3 separate regions of the Homo sapiens genome follow, and regions 2 and 3 are each linked to region 1. The links are chromatin loops, found by intact Hi-C in ENCODE. Cell type or tissue: MCF 10A. All regions are shown on one strand. Each heading gives the region's core, and the rest is flanking DNA. Links, peaks and the distances in the headings are about the cores only.

Region 1 (5,000 bases), core at 1-5,000:
AACAAACGAATATTTGGTAGTTTAACTCTACCTCTTAACTTTTTATTAAAGAAAAAACATCTTAAGATACTCAGCTGACTTTTTATTACATGGACACTTTTTCTGGCTCTTGAGGTATCATGGTTTCTAATAATGGAGCCAAAAGCAATGATATTAAATGTTATCTTAAAATATGCTAATACTTGTTTCTAGCTAAGCATATTTAAGTCTTAAAGTATCTCTGTGAATCTTATAAGAAAGTTCAAGCCTGGCTACACCCTTGAATAAGCTCACAGTTGAGTGAAAAAGTCTTCCAGACTAGGTTATCTCCCTGGATCAAGAAACAAGCGCTCATAATAGTCCATTACAATGTGTATGTATAGCAAAAGTTTTATGCACTCATGATTCTTTTGTTTTTCATAAGGAACTGCCAATAAAAAAGAAATAAAGGAATCAAAACACCAAAACAGAAATAGAGGTAATGTGAGGTAATTGAAAGCACTCCTTCAAGGACTTTAGGAATTACACTATTTCAAAATAAAACTTGAAATGTAAATCCAGGAACGTTATATAGAGTTACTTACGTTTCATTAATCAATAGGACAGAAACCACAGAAGGTCTGATTTCCATGTTAAAATAAAATTAGATTTCATATTATCAGTGCTTTATGATGGCCTTAAGTACAATTTATAGACGTTATTCAATAAAGAAAGTCTATAAAAATACAAACAAAATTTAAAATGCCCTGCTCAAAACCAAATTTTTTTCCCAAAGAATTTCAACTTTCCTCAAAACGTCAACAATCTCCAAAATTTCCATCCAAATAAAACAGTTTATATAAGACATGTTAAGTAATACAGCACTGTTTTATATATCTGTCTGCCTCAAACTCCTGAATATACTTCACAAATATAAAACATCTAATCAAACCCAAGTCTTTTCATTATCAACTAAAAGACTGAGTGAATGTTCACCAAAATATCACTCACATCTTTATCTCTCCTACCCCCAACTCCACTCTCCCAACTGCTTCCAATTTCCCTTTTTCTATTAGGGGTACTCCTCCTAGTGCCAATGGCTAGAAATCTCAATTCAATCCTGCTTCTTTAAAATATCTTGTTAAATTATTCTTTTTTTTTTTTTTTTTTTTTAAGACAGAGTCTTGCTCTGTCGCCCAGGCTGGAGTGCAGTGGTGCGATGTTGGCTCACTGCAAGCTCTGCCTCCCGGGTTCACACCATTCTCCTGCCTCAGCCTCCTGAGTAGCTGGGACTACAGGCGCCTGCCACCACGCCTGGCTAATTTTCTTTTCTTTTTTTTTTTTCTTTTTTTTTTTTTTTTTTGTATTTTAGTAGAGACAGGGTTTCACCGTGTTAGCCAGGATGGTCTCGATTTCCTGACCTCGTGATGCGCCCGCCTAGGCCTCCCAAAGTGCTGGGATTACAGGCATGAGCCACTGCGCCCGGCCAATATCTTGTTAAATTCTATAGACTCTATTCATCTCCTACCTCTCCCACCAACACCCTAGGGTGGACTCCAGTTATCTCTGGCCTGGACCACAAACTTCTTCCTAACTTGTCTATCTCCTTCCAGATTCACATTATAGTCATCCTGCACACCAGGGCCAGAATAATCCTAAAACGTAGATCAAATTACCTTATATTTCTACTCTGTTTACAGAATAAAATCCAAACTTCTTAGTAAGGTAATGAATCTGCTCTGACCTACTTTTTCTCTCTTAAACTCAACTACATTTTTCTCTTGCCCTTCATGTTAAGCAGAACAGGGTCTTTATGGCAATTCTTGGAGCTTGCCCTAGCTACCACTCTTCTTTGCTTACCTATGCCATTGTTTCTGCTGGAGATGTGGTCCCCATCCAGTTTCTGTCTGCTAAAATCTTGCTAAAATCCTTTAAGACCCAAGGATTTTAGACCAATAACATATAGGATCCCTGTGAAGGAAAGAAACTCATGCCATTTGTTTAACAATCTAGTTACTATGAAACCAGCAGCCAAATGCCCTTTCTGTAGAGGTCAATTCAAGGTGATAATTTTATTCATGAATCTTCAAGGAGCTTATAGCTTAATTAATAAAATTCCCTTTTCTTATATCCTGAATTAAACCATGCAAATGCCAGTTTTGGTCTTTGCTGGCAAAGTATTAGTGGCAACTCTTAAACCAGTTCTTCCTGAAGATTTAACATTGGCTCTCAAGAGCCATAGTACTGCCACAGAAAAAAATAGGAAGGAAGGAAAGAAGGAAGGAGATAAAAAAAGACAGAGATAGCAATCCTCGCTGGTAACCTGACCCGAGTTATGCTGTGTTTTCCAGCTTTAATTTGCTCTAAAGACATGGACATTAATTTATTATATTCTACTCCAGAACTGCGGTAAATTTGTGCATAAGTTATAGGAAATTCTGTATGGAGCTGAGGTATGCAGGACAGTCAGATGTTGGGTTATATACATGTTGTTTTCTTTATTGTAAGACTTAGTTCATCTTCAGTGTAGGAATGTCCATAATATCACATTTTAGGGACATTTTCTCAAACAATCTAAAATACATTTGGCCCAATCTAGCAAATGGTGGGCTGGATCTAGTGCCGGGCTCCTAAGCTTCTCTGTTGCAGAGAAAAGGGTCATCACAAATTGTTAAAAGTGACCTAGCCTTAGTTCAGCTGAAATTCTCATTTTCCTCTCTCTGCTGGCTTTATCACCAATTACCTAATAAGCCTTATGAACACAGCTTCTGTAATTTTTCACAAGTGCAAATGGAGCAAATGGAAAGGCTGAATCTGGTGATTGTCCTTGGTAAGCTTTTCTGTAAGTCATTCCAAGAATTCTACGCCCCTTTCCTTTTAAATTCTTTTCTTGAACATGTTCCAATCCTTCACATATGTTCTTTCTTTCTCTTCCCAATTCTGGTGCCAAGCTTCCCTGTCTATCTTTTTAGGCAATCTGGCTACTACTTTTCTCAGGGAGGAACACCCTCCGTTGCATTGAGCAACTGGGCATCTGAATAAACTTTCCAAACACTGAAGGATGGGGCACAAACTTGACTTTACTTGATAAAAAGCATTTTAAAATCAAGCACAGACTGAAAATGGGTCTAAGTTAAAAGTCAGTAGGATTAATTTATTTAAATTAAACTTGGCTACATTTTAAAAGTGGAGCAAATAGAATCTGCTAAAGCAAACCTCACTGTTTTACTTAATAAACATGTCCAACAGTGGTGGCAGTGCTGTGCTGGCAGGTCTGGATGCTCAAGTGGTGGCTTAAGAACAGTCTTCTGCATTTATAAGGCAGATTATTGAAAACACATACAAAATATGGGCAGGCAAAAAAAGAAAGAGAAAAAAGCAGAGTATGAGTCTTTTCTGTGTCTTAAACTATAATGAATCAAATGCTAAAAAGTTCACCTGGTAGAAAAAAAGGATAAGGCAAGGAAGTCACTTACCCTCTGACCTATGGACTCAGTGATTTAACAAAAGGTCAAGTAACACATTGAAGGGAGCTACTATGAAGGACAATAATTTTGGAGGCTTAAATAAGAACTTATGCTTTGTAAATAGCATCTAAAATTATGAAAAATTAAATGGCAATATATATGTACAAATTTTAAAAACATTATCACTTTCCTAGAAGACACTAACAAAGGCAGAAAAATGTATTTCAATCCAATGGAGTTGACAAGAGAAAGTGTTAGCAGAATCCCACTTAAAGGCATCTGCTTTCTGATCTTCAGGGATAGAGCAGGAGTAGCCCCTGCCCCCAAACACAACTATGCAAGACTGTTTATGTAATAGTCAGCAAACATGGTAGTATTATTTGAGCCACCACCTTTGAAACTTTGAGTAAACATTTTTTAAAAACTAAACTGACAGGCTCAGCAACAAAATCTGAAAATAATGCTTTGATATAGTTTTTGTTATAAAAGTAAGTTACTCAAACATCAAAATAAAGCCAGCAGCATTACTGAGGAACCTAGCTAAAATGTATTTTTAAATGTTGGATTTTAATTTTAAATATAGTTTTCCATTTGGGGGAAATATGTAATTACAGTAATATATGCTCATTTAAAATATGTAGAGCTTATGTAGACCACACAATCACAGATAACAATTTAAAATGACTATAAAGTTGTAATTTGTGATTTTATTTATTTAGCAACTTTTCTCCTCATTCAAAATAATCTACATTTTAAAAGGTTAATATTGTAGATATCTGTATTATCATGTCTAAATTTTTCTGCCAATCATGAAAATAACTTTCCAGTTAACATGATACACAATCAACTTGAAACCATTTCTGTATTCAAAGTGAGTAGCAAAACAACTTTTACAAGATATTTACTCCAACTATAACTCTCATTGCTGGACTCACAATGCCCCTCTGCCTGTTTAGAAAGGCTCCCAAGATCACTTCTCTAAAAATAGGGAACCTGAATAATGAAGGTCAAGTAGGATTATGTGTCTTTTGAAACAGTGAGGAATTGTAATTTGAAAAAAAACAAGATTTCAAAATTTTCATCAAATATTCTGTTTCCACAAACCCTTAGAACGCTGTAAATTTGCTCAATTACATCTAAAGAAGTTCTCTGTTCTGCCTAAATCATAGCTTCCTAAAATTTTTAAATTCACTTCTCTGAAGCCTTACGTCAAAGTGGGTTAATTTAGAAGGGTAACTCCAATAGACAAAATAATTTGGACAAAAAAAGAATTCTCTGATGCTTAATTTAGCAAATTAACCTGTTGAAATTTCTGGCTCTTAGTCATTAGAAGAGAAGGAGTAATAGTCATCACTTTACATAGGCCAGAGCTGCTTAGAGGCTACCTGCCATCAAGTACCCTCCTATATGAGTACAGGAATGGTGGCGGACAGTTTTATATGAGAAATTAAAACCATTTTCCCCCCAGAGAGAACAGGTTTGACCACTAGAAACCTCTTCCCAATTAGCCAATCCATGTGAACATGTTCCCAAACAGCAGCTTCAATTTAAAGTCATGAGCCCTATTTCTAATAA
Region 2 (5,000 bases), core at 1-5,000, 54 kb before region 1:
ATACATGCATGGCTGGTTAAACAACTAAGTAACCTTACTTACTATTAATATTACCAGGGTTGTAATATTACACGCTTTCTTCATGCTTAAGCAAAAAACAAACAAACAAAAAACCCAAACAAAAACTAAACCAGAACAACAACAACACAAAACCAAATGTGAAATACATTTTCATGTTTAATGTCAAAAAGCAGAATCTGGCAAATGTTTCTTGAAGTGCTTACTGAATTCTTTCTAATCATACAGCTTTACCCTAAGTTCCAAGAGAGACTATGCTGATTTATGTGGATTATACCACTCAGGAGAGTATTAAACAGAGGCAGTCACCCTCCATTGCTGGCTGTGGTTGACCTAGTTATATTAAATGAGAAGAGAAAGCAATTTGTGCCGTTTGACTCTGTGAGAACTAACACAGCTAGGTAAAGGGCAATAGCCTGCACTTATTTTAATCTTTAATGGGCTAAAATGCTCCAGTTAAGAGTATTTTGGCTGTCATTTATCATTCCACCTGTCTTAGAGTGGGAACAGCCAGCACTTTCAGAATAGTTTCTCTAATTATCTCTATCACTGTTGAAATGCTATTTAATTTTTTTTTTTACCGTTACATATCTCTTTACCAGATTGGAAGATAAGTCTTAATAATTGGTCCATTAAAATTAGGTGGAAGTACTTTAAAAAAAATCATGGTAATAGTAGCCTAATCTGTCAACAACAATAATAGTATTTAAGTTAAAAAGGAAATTTAGATAGTTGAAAACTATAAAATATAAATTCACATTTATGCTTAAATGTAATGCTGTAGCTTGTATTCTGGCTTGAAAGAAAATAATGGTTAATCAACTCATTATTTTGTTTTCAATTTAACACCATTTATTTGGCACCTAGTATATAATTTGATCAGAGTAGAAGTAGTTTCATAATAGTTGGCATTAAAAGTGAGACTTCCACAGACATTGTATATATGCAAGGACAGACCTGCTTTTTTTCCTTTTTCTTTTTTGTTCCCCCTCTGTTCCTCACAATAAGTTTCTAATATTTTCTGATGTGCGAATGGCTGTTTGCCCAGGGTATGCTTAGTGTTCTCCACACATCTGTGGGCTTCTCACTAATTCTTGGGAGTAAGGTCCAGAGAGAGAGAGGGAAGACACTGTGTCAGCAGTACTGGGGTGGGGAGGTGCGTCCCACTGTCTGTCAAAAGCACCCAGAACACCGAGAGAGTTCTGAGTTTGGCCAATCAGCTGAGAATCAGGCAGGCTTCACTCTAGTACTGCCTAGGACCTTCTCACCTTTTTCTTGGATGAGCTGAATCTCTTGGGGGAAAACTCTAAACTGGAGAAGAATCTGATTGGGAGTACTCTGATAAGGATCCAATTAAAAAGAAAACATGGAAACATGCCATCATTTTTGTTTATTTGTTGATTGTAAATCCATTTTCCCCAAAAAATATTCTTCTGGAACATGTTGACAGACAAAATTAAGTATCTTCAATTTTCCATATAATCTGATAATTGTTTGGGACTGGGTAAGTCTTCTAGTTAGTGACCAAATTGGAAAGTAGATAATCTTACAACAAAATGTAAACTTTAAAAATGGAAAGCAAGGTAGACATTAAGTACTCTGACAAGCAGTGCTGTGTAGTGGAGAAAGTTCTGGGCTGGAAGCCAAGACCTAAATTCTAGGCTAAGCTCAGCCATAACCAGATGGCTTTGGGCAGGCAAGCTGTCCAGCTTCTCCGGGTCTCATTTCCTTCACTTATACATCAGAGGACCTGATTAGAGGCCCCTAATATCTATGTCAGGTCTATAATTCTATGTTTATGACATACCTGAGGAGAAGATACAGCGTCTCTACTAGAACATACAGGAGATTCTGAACGGCTGGTGCCTGCAGCATTCTGAGACGGATTTAGTTTTCTGTAAAGGACACACATGTTATGTGTTAAGGAGATGATTTAAAAATGTTCATGATAGAAAGCTTGCCTTGCTTCCCTTCCCACCTTAACACTAAAATAACAATGACTAAAATAATGACTTATTTCCATAATTTTTAAAGAAACATTTTTTTAAAAGCAAGAAAAAAAGAATTCACCTAGAGAGCACTGACTCCAATGACCGTCTGTCTATTTCACTGTATCCAGGCCAGTCTCTTTGAAGCTCTTTAAAAACATAATCCTTTAAGGTATATGAGAGGTCCTTAGAATTCAGATTGGCTACCTAGTATGAGGTATAAAAACAGAGCATTAGGTATTTTTACTATCATCTCCTAACCTAAAACAGGCAACCTTTAGGATTTACACTGAAAATAATTACATCAATTGGCCCCAAAGGGACTGCTAGTTTTGTATTATATGCCAGATCTCAATAAATGCCATTAACTTCATTTTGGGAATTAAAGCTTTATATACACAGCTAAATGTTTTTTTCCCAGAATGGCCATTGCATTTTTAATATTTCTAATCAGATAATAAGCCCATATTAGGAAAAAAGTGAAGATTTTAAAAAAATCAATTATTTTAGTCAAAGGAATCCAAAACAGTTGTACAGTAGTCCCCTCCTTATCTTCAAAGGATACACTCAAACACCCCCAGTCGATGCCTAAAAACTCCGATGGTAACGAACCCTATATATACTGTTTTTTTCTTATACATACATACCTGATAGTTTAATTTATAAATTAGGCATGGTAAGAGATTAACAATAACTACTAATAAAATAGAGCAATTATGCCAACATGCTGGCAACACTACTCTTGCGCTTTGGGGCCATTACTAAGTAAAATAAGGATTACTTGAACACAAGTACTATGATATTACAACAGTCGATTTGAAAACGGAGATGGCTAGTGACTAATGGGGGACATACAGAGGGTTATCCAATCCACTGCTGTGGTATCTCAGTGCATGTGTCCAGGTAACCCTTACTGCACTTAATAATGGCCCAAGATGGCTACCAAGTGACTAATGAGTGGGTAGCATCTACAATGTAAAGCTAAACAAAGGGATGATTCACATCCTGGGCGGGACAGAGCAGGACAATGTGAGGTCTCATCACGTTTCTCAGAACAGCGTGCTACTTAAAACTAACAAAATGTTTACTTCTGAAATTTTCCTTTTAATATTTTTGGATCATGGTTGACCATAGGTAACTGAAACCCCAGAAAGTGAAACCACGGATAAGGACTACTGTATTACCAACATCCTTATTTACTTCTGGGCAATTGAGTCCATTACTTTTGAGTCACAATAAAAATCCTTGATCACTTGTATTAAGTAGAAACCAAACAGTGCCCAAATGTTGGGTTACAAACTTTCCTTTCAGTCATCAACCAAACACTGTCTTCATAAATAGTATCAATTCTGATAACCTTGTCTGTCTTTCTTTGGATAACCACGCTTGCTCCTTATATCTGCCAGTTCTCCTGAAGAACCACTTACTCAAAGTCCTTGAAATTCCCCAAACCAATAAATGAAAACATATGCCTAGAGAACCCCCAAATTACTGTTATTAGTCAGCCAGTTTATTCCGAAGTGTAATCTTTTCTTATCCCTTAACTGCAATTCCTAGAGTTTCGCGGCTTAGCCATTAACTAACTACACAAACATACAGGTTCACGTGCCAAACCAAAAGTAATTAATTTTTAAGGCTAGGAGAAAATTACTCTTGCTTATGACTTCCTACTGGAATAGATCATTCTTTCTGTGTCTTTTAAAAGTACTAACAAATATGATAGTTTATGCTTCTCACAACTTAGCTGAACACTATTCTAACAGTAATGTTTCTATTAAGGAGAAAATAGGTTTATCTTAAAATTCAAATTTGCAAAATTCAAATTTGCAAATAAGTTAATATAGTATACACCCAGATTTCTTGAGGTGGAATAAACACAATCCATCAATTTTCTTTTTTCTTTCTTCTTACTCTTTTTCATTTTTTGAGACAAGGTCTCACTCTGTCACCCAGGCTGGAGTCCAGTGGCAGGAACATGGCTCACTGCAGCCTTGACTTCTTGGGCTCAGGTGGTACTCCCACCTCAGCCTCCTGAGTAGCTGGGACTACAGGTGGACACCACTATGCCCGGCTAGTTTTTGTATTTTGTATTTTTTGTAGAGATGGGGTTTCACCATATTGTGTAGACTGGTCTCAAACTCCCGGGCTCAAGCAATCTTCCCTTGGCCTCCTAAAGTGCTGGGATTATAGGTGTGAGCCACTACGCCCCACTGGCAATGCTTCCATTTTCTTTTACCCCCAGCACTACACACATTGACACCCCCACCCCCACAGCAATCCATTTTCTAGGTTTTTGTAATAGGACATTCTCCTGGTTTCCGCCTCTCTTAGGACCTTTTTTTTTTTTTTTTTTTTTTTTTTCCGAGACAGAGTCTTGCTCTGTCGCCCAGGCTGGAGTGCAGTGGCATGATCTCAGCTCACTGCAACCTCTGCCTCCCAGATACAGGCAATTCTCCTGCCTCAGCCTCCTGAGTAGCTGGGATTATAGGCGCCTGTCACCATGCCCAGCTAATTTTTGTATTTTTAGTAGAGACAGAGTTTCACCATGTGTTTCACCATGTTGGCCAGGCTAGTCTCGAATTCCTGACCTCGTGATCCCCCCACCTCGGCCTCCTAAAGCGCTGGGATTACAGGGGTGAGCCACGGCGCCTGGCCTAGGACCTTTGTTTTTTAAGTCTCTGTTTCTCAATCCTCTATATGTTGAAATGCTAAAGTACTTAGTGCCTGTTTTCTGCTCTGTTTTCCTCATTCTGTTCATTTCCTCCTAAGATGATTTCATTAAGTTTGAAGACTTTCAATACCCAATATATATGCTGCTAATTCCTAAATTTATAACTCTAGCCCCAACTATCCTCTGACAACCACACCCTTACATATAACTATCTACTGACATCTATCTCCACTTGGATATGTCTAATAGACATCTTCCAAATGGAGTCTATATAAGACAGAATTCCTGATCCTCTTCTCCCCCTTAATCCTACTTCTTTTCCA
Region 3 (11,020 bases), core at 3,454-8,453, 160 kb after region 1:
TGCAGAGTGTTTTCCAACTTGTTTCCATTCTCCCTGTCACTTTCAGGTACACCAATCAGACGTAGATTTGGTCTTTTCACATAGTCCCATATTTCTTGGAGGCTTTGTTCATTTCTTTTTATTCTTTTTTCTCTAAACTTCCCTTCTCACTTCATTTCATTCATTTCATCTTCCATTGCTGATACCCTTTCTTCCAGTTGATCGCATCGGCTCCTGAGGCTTCTGCATTCTTCACGTAGTTCTCGAGCCTTGGTTTTCAGCTCCATCAGCTCCTTTAAGCACTTCTCTGTATTGGTTATTCTAGTTATACATTCTTCTAAATTTTTTTCAAAGTTTTCAACTTCTTTGCCTTTGGTTTGAATGTCCTCCCGTAGCTTGGAGTAATTTGATCATCTGAAGCCTTCTTCTCTCAGCTCGTCAAAGTCATTCTCTGTCCAGCTTTTTTCCATTGCTGGTGAGGAACTGCGTTCCTTTGGAGGAGGAGAGGCCCTCTGCTTTTTAGAGTTTCCAGTTTTTCTGCTCTGTTTTTTCCCCATCTTTGTGGTTTTATCTACTTTTGGTCTTTAATGATGGTGATGTACAGATGGGTTTTTGGTGTGGATGTCCTTTCTGTTTGTTAGTTTTCCTTCTAACAGACAGGACCCTCAGCTGCAAGTCTGTTGGAGTACCCGGCCGTGTGAGGTGTCAGTCTGCCCCTGCTGGGGGGTGCCTCCCAGTTAGGCTGCTCGGGGATCAGGGGTCAGGGACCCACTTGAGGAGGCAGTGTGCCTGTTCTCAGATCTCCAGCTGCATTCTGGGAGAACCACTGCTCTCTTCAAAGCTGTCAGACAGGGACATTTAAGTCTGCAGAGGTTACTGCTGTCTTTTTGTTTGTCTGTGCCCTGCCCCCAGAGGTGGAGCCTACAGAGGCAGGCAGGCCTCCTTGAGCTGTGGTGGGCTCCACCCAGTTGGAGCTTGCCGGCTGCTTTGTTTACCTAAGCAAGCCTGGGCAATGGCAGGCGCCCCTCCCCCAGCCTTGCTGCCACCTTGCAGTTGGATCTCAGACTCCTGTGCTAGCAATCAGCGAGACTCCGTGGGCATAGGACCCTCCAAGCCATGTGCGGGATATAATCTCCTGGTGCACCGTTTTTTAAGCCCATCGGAAAAGCGCAGTATTTGGGTGGGAGTGACCCGATTTTCCAGGTGCCGTCTGTCACCCCTTTCTTTGACTAGGAAAGGGAACTCCCTGACCCCTTGCGCTTTCTGAGTGAGGCAATGCCTCGCCCTGCTTCGGCTTGCGCACGGTGCGTGCACCCACTGACCTGCGCCCACTGTCTGGCACTCCCTATTGAGATGAACCCGGTACCTCAGATGGAAATGCAGAAATCACCCGTCTTCTGTGTCGCTCACACTGGGAGCTGTAGACCAGAGCTGTTCCTATTTGGCCATCTTGGCTCCTCCCAACATGCTTTCTATCAGAATTATAACATTTTTAAACATGCTTGGCAAAAACACAGATGTTATTAGTGATATTTGCATTAGGAAATAATTATAATAAAGAATAAATGTAATCAGTTTTACCTTGATATAAATTTTACATTTTCCAAAACCAAATTGTGTAATGAAAGCCATTACAATTTTTTCTTTGTAATCTGGAATCTTACTAGAAAATGTTGATGAGGCTTTGAGACTCGAAGATAAATTGTTTGTTGTGGAATTTACAAATGCTTTTTGGCAGTGATCAGTTGTCCTCTAAGAGTGTTTGGCAATCTTTTGGATTCAAAATGTTGGATCTTCACTTGCTAATATTTCTGAGCAGGAGTGGGGGTGATGTTCCCATCTGTGAAGAGTCAAGAGAGGTGGGAAGGAAGTGTTCTGGCTTGAAGATTGTATCTTCTGCACACCTGTGTGGCAAAGTTGTCTGGTGGGTGGAGGATTTATTTGATGAGGGGGCAGCAAATTGAAAGAGGATGCAGAAGCGGTAGAGTAGTTTTCCCTGGGCTTTAAAAATACAAATTATTTGGGGAAGATACCACATCTTAATTCTTTATAAACTAACGTCTTAATATCATAGGAAAGAAACCACATAAAACTGTGTTTCAAAATGGTTCTATTTTAGTATATTTAAAGTACATGTAAAAATGATAAAAAAAAAAGAAAAAAAATAAAGCACCGCTTTTAGAAGAAATCGAGTGGAAATTTAGAAATTCGGAGTGAATGCAAGAAACTGTTATTGAAAATCCAGTCTGTGTCTAGCACTTTGCCAAGGCCCCTAGAATAAAAAAGTTGACTAAGATACATCTCCAGTTCCCAAAAACTCTCCATACATTAGAGAATGGGGTGACATACAACACCAAATAAATACTGTTCAAGATTGCAGATGGTTTATCAGGATAGATTTCCACAAATTACAGTGGGGGTGGCTGGTTCTGGGAAGTTTTATCATCAGGTTTTTTCTCTTGTTTTATTTACCCGTGTGCTTTTCTTGATCTTACAGTTTAATTGTATGTGTGGCTTTTTGTTCAAGTTATCTCAATTTCTTCTGAGAAGAAATATAGTTTCAAAATCAATCAATAAAGATAATCCTCTGATAAAGTAAGATCTGAATATACAAATCATGGTTACAGTAATCTTACCATTATATATAAATTACCTCTCAAACAAATGGGCCATTCAGAAAAAGGCTCAGAGTGAATTAGCTGGAGGGGTTGTCAAGGGTCATAGTTTTTACTGCTTTGAAGAGATTATCACTGGATGATTTCCTCACATTTATATAACTTCAGTCTCCTGTTCTTTTTACTCTGGCTGAGGTACAAGGAATCAGGAAAGAGAGGGCAACTGTGAGGAAGGAGCATTCTCCAGGTGGGAAGGTTAGTAAAATTAACCATACAATTACAGAATGGGGAAAATGAGGCCTGCCTAGGTGATTAGGGAAGGAGATGGTTACAAACTTGGAGATGTCTAATCTCAGTAAGCAGGTCAAAGAGGTCAGCTTTCACTTAGCAGCTCCAGAGCACAATCAGATGAGTATAGCTAAATGTTTTCAATTCTAAAAAATCAAGTCAGGGAGAAATTTTGTTTGGGCCTAATGGGAAACAGTTTCTCTGCTCACAACATTTCTGACACCAAGTATATGGATTTTCTAGACCAAGAAATTCTCGAGTTCTCTTCAGAGACCAACTGGGGATCAACAATTCAATTTAATTCTGACACCCAAGGTGAGTGCAGACCCTACAGGTTAAGGGTTCAGTCCCACAAGACTGCTCCCCACTTCTGATGCCAATCACAAGTAGTGAGTCCCCAGGTTACCTATACTTCTGACCTGGCTACGTGGACCCCTCCTCAAGTCTGATAATTTGCTATAACCACTCACAGAACTCAGAGGAACACTTCGTATTACTGGTTTATTATAAAGGATATTCTAAAGGATACAAATGAACAGTATGACAGTCAGATGAATAGGTTCATAGGACAAAGTCCAGCCAATGGTCCTAGGTACAGGAACTTCTGTATCCGTGGAATTTTGGATGCATCACCTTCCTGGCAAGTGGACACATTCACCAACCTGGACACTTTCCCAATACCTTTGCTTAGGGGTTTTATGAAGGCTCTATTATGTAGGCATGATTGATTAAATCATTGGCCTTTGGTGATTAGCTCAATCTCCAGCTCCTCTTCCCTCCCCAGATGGGGCTGAAGGTTTCAATCCTCTAAACACACAGTTGGTTCCTCTGGTAACCAGCCTCCATCCTTCAAGACTCACCTCATTAGCATAAACTCAGGTGTGGTTGGAAGTGGCTTATTATGAACAATGAAAGATGCTGCTTTCACTTCTATTACTCAGGAAGTTGCTAGTGTTTTAGAAGCTTTGTGCCAGGAACTGGGGACAAAGACCAAATATTTATTTATTATTATATCACAACATCACAGTACCTAAGAAGCAAAGCTACATTCAGCAAGTACTGATGGGAGTCAAGGTTATATGTTGGAGGGCACCAATTTATTTGTATGGATTTGCTTTATTTATTTATTTTTGTAAGTAAATAAATTTGTCTTGCTATGTTTCCCAGGTTGGTCTCAAACTCCTGACCTCAAGCAGTCCTTCCACTTTGGCCTCCCAAAATGCTGGGGTTACAAGCATGAGCCACTGTACCCAGCTGTGCATTTTTTTAAACTTTATTTTATGTAGTTTTAAAACTATATATATTTTATATAGTTTTTTATAATTAGAAATGTTAATGAGTAGTTTTCTATTTATATTATTAGTTTAATAAAAGCTTCTTTTATACAATAAGAAAAATGGACTCAATTATTAATATATTCTCAGTTATTAATAATTATATTCTAAATTACCAATTCTCAATTATTAATATTCAATCAATAATAATATGTTAATATATTCTCAATTATTAATATTCTGAGAGGTGTGTCTGGGGAAAGCCAGTGGGAATATATTACCTAATTCAGGACTCCATTTTGTCCCCTAGCAGCTATACAAATTGCAGGCATAGTGATCCTGCCTGGGAAGTAATAACCAGCCTTGTAAACTGGAACCTACTGAGTGAAAGTAAACATCAAATCATGGCAAAGATTGGTTGGCAATTACTGTAAATAAAAAATGGAACCTATTATATTGTGATTGCTTACTCCCATATCCTCCACTAGGAGGATAAATTTTGTGAGAGCAGGGACTGTATTTGACTTATTTAAAGTTACATATATATATCCTAACTGTGTATAATACATAGTTGCTATTAAAGAAAAAATATTAAATGAATAACTGGGGTAAGTCATGAAGAGGGAAGCAGAAACGAGAGAAAATTGAACTATATTTAGAGATGTTCCTTCACTTACAAATGGGTTACATCCTGATAAACCCATTGTTAAGTTGAAAATATTGTATAAATGGAAAATGCATTTAATACACCTCAGCTACCAAATAGCATAGCTTAGCCTAGCTATGATGAGCTGAAATGTGCTCAGAACATTTATGTTAGCCAACAACTGGACAAAATCATGTGACAACATAGTACAATGTAGAGTGTAGGTTGTTTACCCTCATGATCATGCGGCTGACTGGGAACTGTGGTTCATTGCTGCTGTCCAGCATGGCGGGAGATGGAGAGAGATAATATCATATCTCTTTCTATTGAATGCACATCACTTGTGCACCATAGTCAAGTTAAAAAATTATGTCAGGGACCATCTGTATTTCCCAAATTTGTTTAGAATCCTCCTTGGTTTCTCCCATAGATGGTTGATCCCATCTAGAAGGGCTTATTAAGTACCAAAGAAAGTCTTAAGTTTTGTTTCAAAGTATTGATTTATCTCTACATTGACAGCATGCTTCTTAACAGCAGGCTAGAAATTGGATTGGTGGTTTCTTTTAGTCTTAGAACTAAGACTTCAGGGCAAAGATGTGGAATTTGAGACCAAATTATGTCCTTCACCTAAAATGCACCAAATCAAATAAATTGTCTCTAGGTAATCCTTGGCATGCAGGCCTGTCTATTTTATAGAGAGTGGGTAATCCAACCCCTTCCTGAAAGTGCCTATTTAATTTATCTGAATTAAGTGGGAACAACAAACAGAAGTGTTTGAACCACAAGATAAAGTAACTGAATTGCAAAGCCAGGAATGAGTCCAGGTTAGTAGACACACATTAGGAAATGCACTGCAAAATATAAAGTGGGAGTCTTGCACCTTTGCAAGGATTAATGCTTTGAAAATATGATAGCTCAGAGAAAAAAGAAAGTTTTAGGAACTTAGTGCCATTAGGAACTTAAGGCCATTTTCTAAAGCAGCCATTCTCACCCAGAGGGCAAAAGACGCCTTTCAGCTGGAGTGGCTTTTGCCATTGCCTGGTGCCAGGGAGCTGAAGCCTTGGCAGCTGGTTGTACACAGCTCTTTCCTTGCAGGAGTGCCAGTAAGGAGAGGCTTCCAGAGCATGTCTGCACAGGAGACCAGAGAGCTCAGGTTTTTAAGTTCTAAATAAGGAGATTTATTCTGACTAAGACTCCTCCTTAGTCAATCCTTGATGACTCCAGAGATGGCAGGGCTGTTAGTTTCGTTATGTTATTTAAAAGAGTGTGTTGAAGAAAATGTTAATTGATCCAGATGACTATGTGCATTATATCACAAAAGAAAGTTCATTTTTCACACTTTTGTCATCATCAGTCCCTCTATTTTTTATACTACTAGCCTGACCTCTTAGGCTCTTCTAGAATTTCAGAGAGCCAAGAAACATGTTTTTTAAAGTACCATTTTTCAACAATAAGTGTATGAAAATAAAAACAGTTTGATCATCTTCTCTCAGCAAAGGTAAAACATTTTTAGGCAGTAAGTAAATAGAAGGTTGTTTTAAGGTGCACTAAACCTGGGCAAGGAAAAGTATTCTGGAGACAAACAAGAGCAGGAGAGATAGTAGAAGCAGAGAAGAAATCTGGGTGGGATATTCTACAACCCTGTGACCCCTAGAGTGGTCTGTGGACCAGCAATGTCTACAACACCTGGCAGAATTCAGTCCTCTTATCCCTCCAACCCACTGAATCAGAATCTGATTCTTAAAAGGATTCCCAGGGGATTTGTATGTACATTGAAGTTTGAGAGCTCAGCTCTTGGAGCCCAGAGAGGAAGAGTTCTGAGTAAATCTGCCACCACTGAGGCTCTCAAACTTTGGTGAATATAGGAAACTCGTGAAAAGGTTACTAAAAAGGAGTGTTTACGGGTCAAAGAGGTTCTGATTCTATAGACTTGTGTGGTACCTTGAAAATCTGTATTTCTAACAAATTTTCCAGGGCTTCTGACACATATGATCATTGAACCACATGTTAAGAAACCTCTACTGCTGATTTCATGATTTAATGAAGGAAGACTATGCTTACTAAATAATACCCACTGAAGCAGCAGGCCATAAGAGGCTTTCTGCCTGGGAGAAGCGTAATGGAGTTGCCTGTCTAAGATATAGTTACTGGTTGCAGGGCCCCTAAGACCTCATCTTTCTAGACTGATCTGTGTTCTAATCACATTGAGCTCTCCAGTTTCCCAAAACTAGCCACATGCTTTGCAATGCTGTTTTCTCTGCTCAAGTTTCTGAGTCAGTTTGGATTCTTGTTTAAGGTATGTACTAGTGGTGTGACCTCAAGCAAGTGACTCACAATGTGTTACACTCAGTTTGCTCATATGTAAAATGGGTTCTGTAGTATCTGTCTCATGGGGTTATCGCAACAATTACAAGAGAAATGGCCCATGTAAAATATATAGATAGCAGAGTGTATAGCATTTAACAGATATTTAGTACATGATCATAACTATTGCTTGCATTCTTTCTTGTCTGAAGAACTCCCGTTTTTCCTCCAAAACTTAGTTGCTCTTTGTAAGTCCTTGACAAGCTCCCCACTACCACTATGAAGTTGCTCACACATCTGTGCTCTCAACAGTACTTAAACATTTCTCTCTGTGTCCCTTGTGATATGTTGTTATTCGTTCTCTTTCTTTCTGCTGAACTGTGAGCTCATCAAAACAAACAATAAAAACAAACCCTGTCTTATCTGTCTGTATAGTGTTAGCACCACACACCTAATGATAAAGGCAAGGTGATTGTTTATGGGCTAGGCCCTGTTCTAAGCACTTTTAATGAATTAACTCATTGATTCCTCAGAACAACCCTATTAGGTAGGCATGGCTGTTACCTCCATTTTATAGATGGGGAAGCTGAAGCACAGATAAGTAACTTGTCCAAGGTGATACTATTCAGTGGTAGACCTGTAATTAGAATCAATTTAATAGCAGTCTGGTTCCAGAGTTCAAGGCAGCAGACACTCACTCAATAAAGGCTTGTTGAATTGCATTACACTGTGAGTATACCAGCTTTAGATGTGGTCTTCCTGCTTTAAGAAATGGTGTTCTGAAGGTGACTAAGGAGAAAGTCAAATCATTGTTACAGTTTTCTGGTGTGTCTTATTGACCTAAAACAATATCAAAACATATCACAGATGTACAATGTTTAATGGGTTCATTCTGAAAGGACACCTCGAATCTGTTACGAAATTGTGAAGTACCCAGACTATTTCAAAGAGCAAGATTTTGTAGAACAACAGGAGGAAATGAAGACTTCCTGACATGGTCATTTCTTTCTTTTTTTTTTTTTTTAGCTTTATTGAGGTATGATTTACATAAAATAAATTTCTCTTTGAAGTATACAGTTTAATGAATTTTGGTAATTGTAGATAGCTATTATAACTTTTACCATAATCAAGATATAGATAAATTATATTATTCTAGAAAGTAGCCTTTGTGCCCCTTTGCATTTTATCCGTTCTCCTGACCTCTGGCTCCAGGTAACCATTGATTTGCTTTCTGTCACTCTAGTTTTACCTTTTCCAGATTGTCATATACATGGAATCATACAATATGATAGTCTTCTTAGTCTGGATTGTTTTGCTTAATATAAAGCTTTTGAGATCCATCTGTATTATTGTTTTGATCAGTAGTTTTTTCTTTCTTATTGATAAGTAGTATTTCATGTCATAGATATACTCTGATTTGTTTACCCACTCACCAGTTGATGGACATCTGGGTTATTTCCAGTATTTGGCAATTATCAATAATGCTGCTATGAGTATTCATGTAAAATTCTTTGTGTGGAAATATGTTTTCATTTCTCTTGGGTAAATACCTAGAAGTGGGTTTGCTGGGTCTGCCATACTGTTTCCCAGAGTGGCTATACTGTGTTGTACTCCCCAGCAATATATTAGAGTCTGGTTGTTCTTATCCTTGGCAACATATGATATTGTCAGTCTTTTTAACTTTAGCTATTCTAGTAGATGTTTACTGGTCGTTCTTGTTGTAGTTTTAATGTACATTTTCTTGATGAGTAATGACATTGAGCATCTTTCTTAGGCTTATTGTTTATTTGCATATCATCATTTGCATATTGTTCATTTGCATGCCATTGTGCAAATCTTTAGCTTACTTTTTTAAAAAATTGGGTAGTGTATCTTCTTTCTACTGAGTTGTATGTATTTTTAAAAGTATTCTGGATTCAAGCTCTTTGTCAAATATATGGTTTGCAAATATTTTCTCAGAGTTTGTGGCTTGCATTTTTATTTTATTTTTAAATTATGGGGTTTTATTATGCATAGAAGGCTCATTCCTTCTTGACTACTTTCCACATGGCAACTTGAACTTTGTATGCTTGGCGGGGTGGCAGTAGTGGCTGTACCCTGGCTTGCTCATGTCTTGGTCACCCTGAAGCCTTTGTTAAGGATCTCCGCCTTGGAGGTGAGCAGCCCTGGCTGCTGCTTTCCAATGGCTTCATTTCCTTACTTGTGTCTTTAGAGAGCAAAAATGTTAAATTTTGATTAACTTCATTTTACCTATTTTTTTTTCTTTATTGTGCTAATTGTGTCTTGCTTAAGAAATTTTTGCCTAACCCAATGTCACAGAGATTTTATTCTAGAAGTTTAATAGTTTCTTATATTTAGGTCTACCATTTATTTCAAATTAATTTTGAATCCGACATAGAGATTTAAACCCTGCTTTCACAAGAGTCCTCTCTTCTTGGTGATGTACCACATAGCTCATCACATAACCCTGTCACGTTAACCATGTCCGTGTAGAAACTAGTATAAAATAGTGTGTGTGTGTGAGACTCAGGGAAACCTTTTAAAGCTGGTAGCTGTTCAGTTCTCAAGTTCGACAATAAATGGTATTGTTTAAATTAGGCTTGTGATTTTTTCCGCGTGTCAGATGTGCAGAAAGAACGTGTGGGAAATAACTTATGGTAGATATGAACTTCAGGTAATTTTTTAAAGTCATTAAACTCTGGGCAGATATGTTTGAAGCAAAGTTAACTGGATAGAATAAGGAATGACTGTAGTGCCCATTTATGCCTCCAAGTTTTGTTAAGTCTTAAATATTAGACCAAACGATATTGTTTTGCTTAGTTTTTACTTCTCTGCCCATTTCCAGGAAGCACCAACTCTTTATTTGAAAAGGACAAACTATTTTCTTATTTCTGCAAATCTGTTTGAAAAAGGGAAGAACCAATCTTGGGAAAAAAATTCAGCCTGATGTTCTTTTTCCTAGCATGCCTTTTGCCCGTTACCACTTCCACATCCCCTGTTTCTAAGATAGTCTGAAATTTCAAAATGCCTACAAAAAGTTCTCTGTCTTTAGGTTGTTTGGAATTGTTAATTATTGGTGGCAATGGATGAGTGTTCAGCACCTTGGAACTTTTGCAAAAGAAACTTAATAAGGATACGTTTGCTGTAGTTGGAAAAGTATTTGATGAACAGCTGACCTTTCAAATGTTTACATGAGTTGAATCTCTGAACTGCTAATGTTTGGAAGGTCCAAGTTCCAATTCAGACTTAGACACTGAATCCCTTTGTAGAGAAAGCTTTGAAATCTCTTCAGCTGTAGTTTTCTCTCTCTTTTTTTTTTTAAGGCCAACTTCACCTACCAGTTAATTGGTTAATGTTTGTGAATGCTTTGAGTAGGCAAAAAGCACTTTCTCAGGGCAGTGCCCCATTGTTCCCTCTCCCAATTGTGGTTTGCCATTCACCTGAGTAAGTGGATAAGCCATGGGCCAAGTTTGCATTGTAGAAAGGAAATGATTCTACAGATACTTAGCCATGGGATGGAAAAATATGTTTCTTTCACGTAGAGTTTGTGAATAAAGCTTCCACTGTGCTGAGCAAAAAATGCAAAAGGAAGCCTTGTTGTCTGGATTAGGTCACTTATAAATACCTTAAAAATATTTACATAAATGTCTACTGACTAACCAATTCTCTGAGCACATTCCATAAAAATTTCTTCTCAACTGCATTTGGAAATTTGCTTTTTTTTTTTTTTTTGGTCCATTGTGTTCGTGGACTGGTGTTCATGGTGCTCAGTTGACTTAAAGAAGCCAATCCATCTAAAAGAACTAGGAAGGTGGGCTGAGGAAGAAGGTTGGGGCTGGGGAAATTAACAAGAGCCTTCTTTCTAATTGTGGCTTTTTCCCCTGAGGTACTGTTTCAGCATACTTTTTTTTTTT

Evidence for each region. Hi-C counts contacts between places; a loop is a spot of excess contacts. Peaks named below come from ENCODE experiments on the same cell type or tissue, not always from the same donor. Only the 100,000 strongest peaks of a DNase experiment are listed, where the experiment ranks them.
Region 2: a loop joins it to region 1, with 2.1 times the contacts of the local background. A loop is called at or near these places in 36 of 110 quality-filtered maps.
Region 3: it touches region 1 in a loop (13-fold over the local background); 8 of 110 quality-filtered maps call a loop at or near these places.

The regions. Positions count from the first base shown.
Region 1 is chr5:95,953,294-95,958,293 of GRCh38, forward strand. The region is part of intron 1 of ELL2 (elongation factor for RNA polymerase II 2); the gene reads right to left. Among named protein-coding and RNA genes, the nearest start is that of ELL2, 6.1 kb to the right of the region's middle. In MCF 10A, for the core only: no CTCF peak of the experiment used is centred there; a DNase peak (open chromatin) is centred at 2,938.
Region 2 is chr5:95,898,868-95,903,867 of GRCh38, forward strand. It overlaps ELL2 (elongation factor for RNA polymerase II 2), which reads right to left. Exons shown (of 12, transcript NM_012081.6): 6 at 2,089-2,213; 7 at 1,826-1,913. Among named protein-coding and RNA genes, the nearest start is that of LINC01554, 49 kb to the left of the region's middle. In MCF 10A, for the core only: no CTCF peak of the experiment used is centred there; a DNase peak (open chromatin) is centred at 2,994.
Region 3 is chr5:96,107,809-96,118,828 of GRCh38, forward strand. All of the region lies in intron 1 of LOC101929710 (a long non-coding RNA gene), which reads left to right. It also overlaps a transcript of CAST not described here. Among named protein-coding and RNA genes, the nearest start is that of MIR583, 34 kb to the left of the region's middle. In MCF 10A, for the core only: no CTCF peak of the experiment used is centred there; a DNase peak (open chromatin) is centred at 5,923.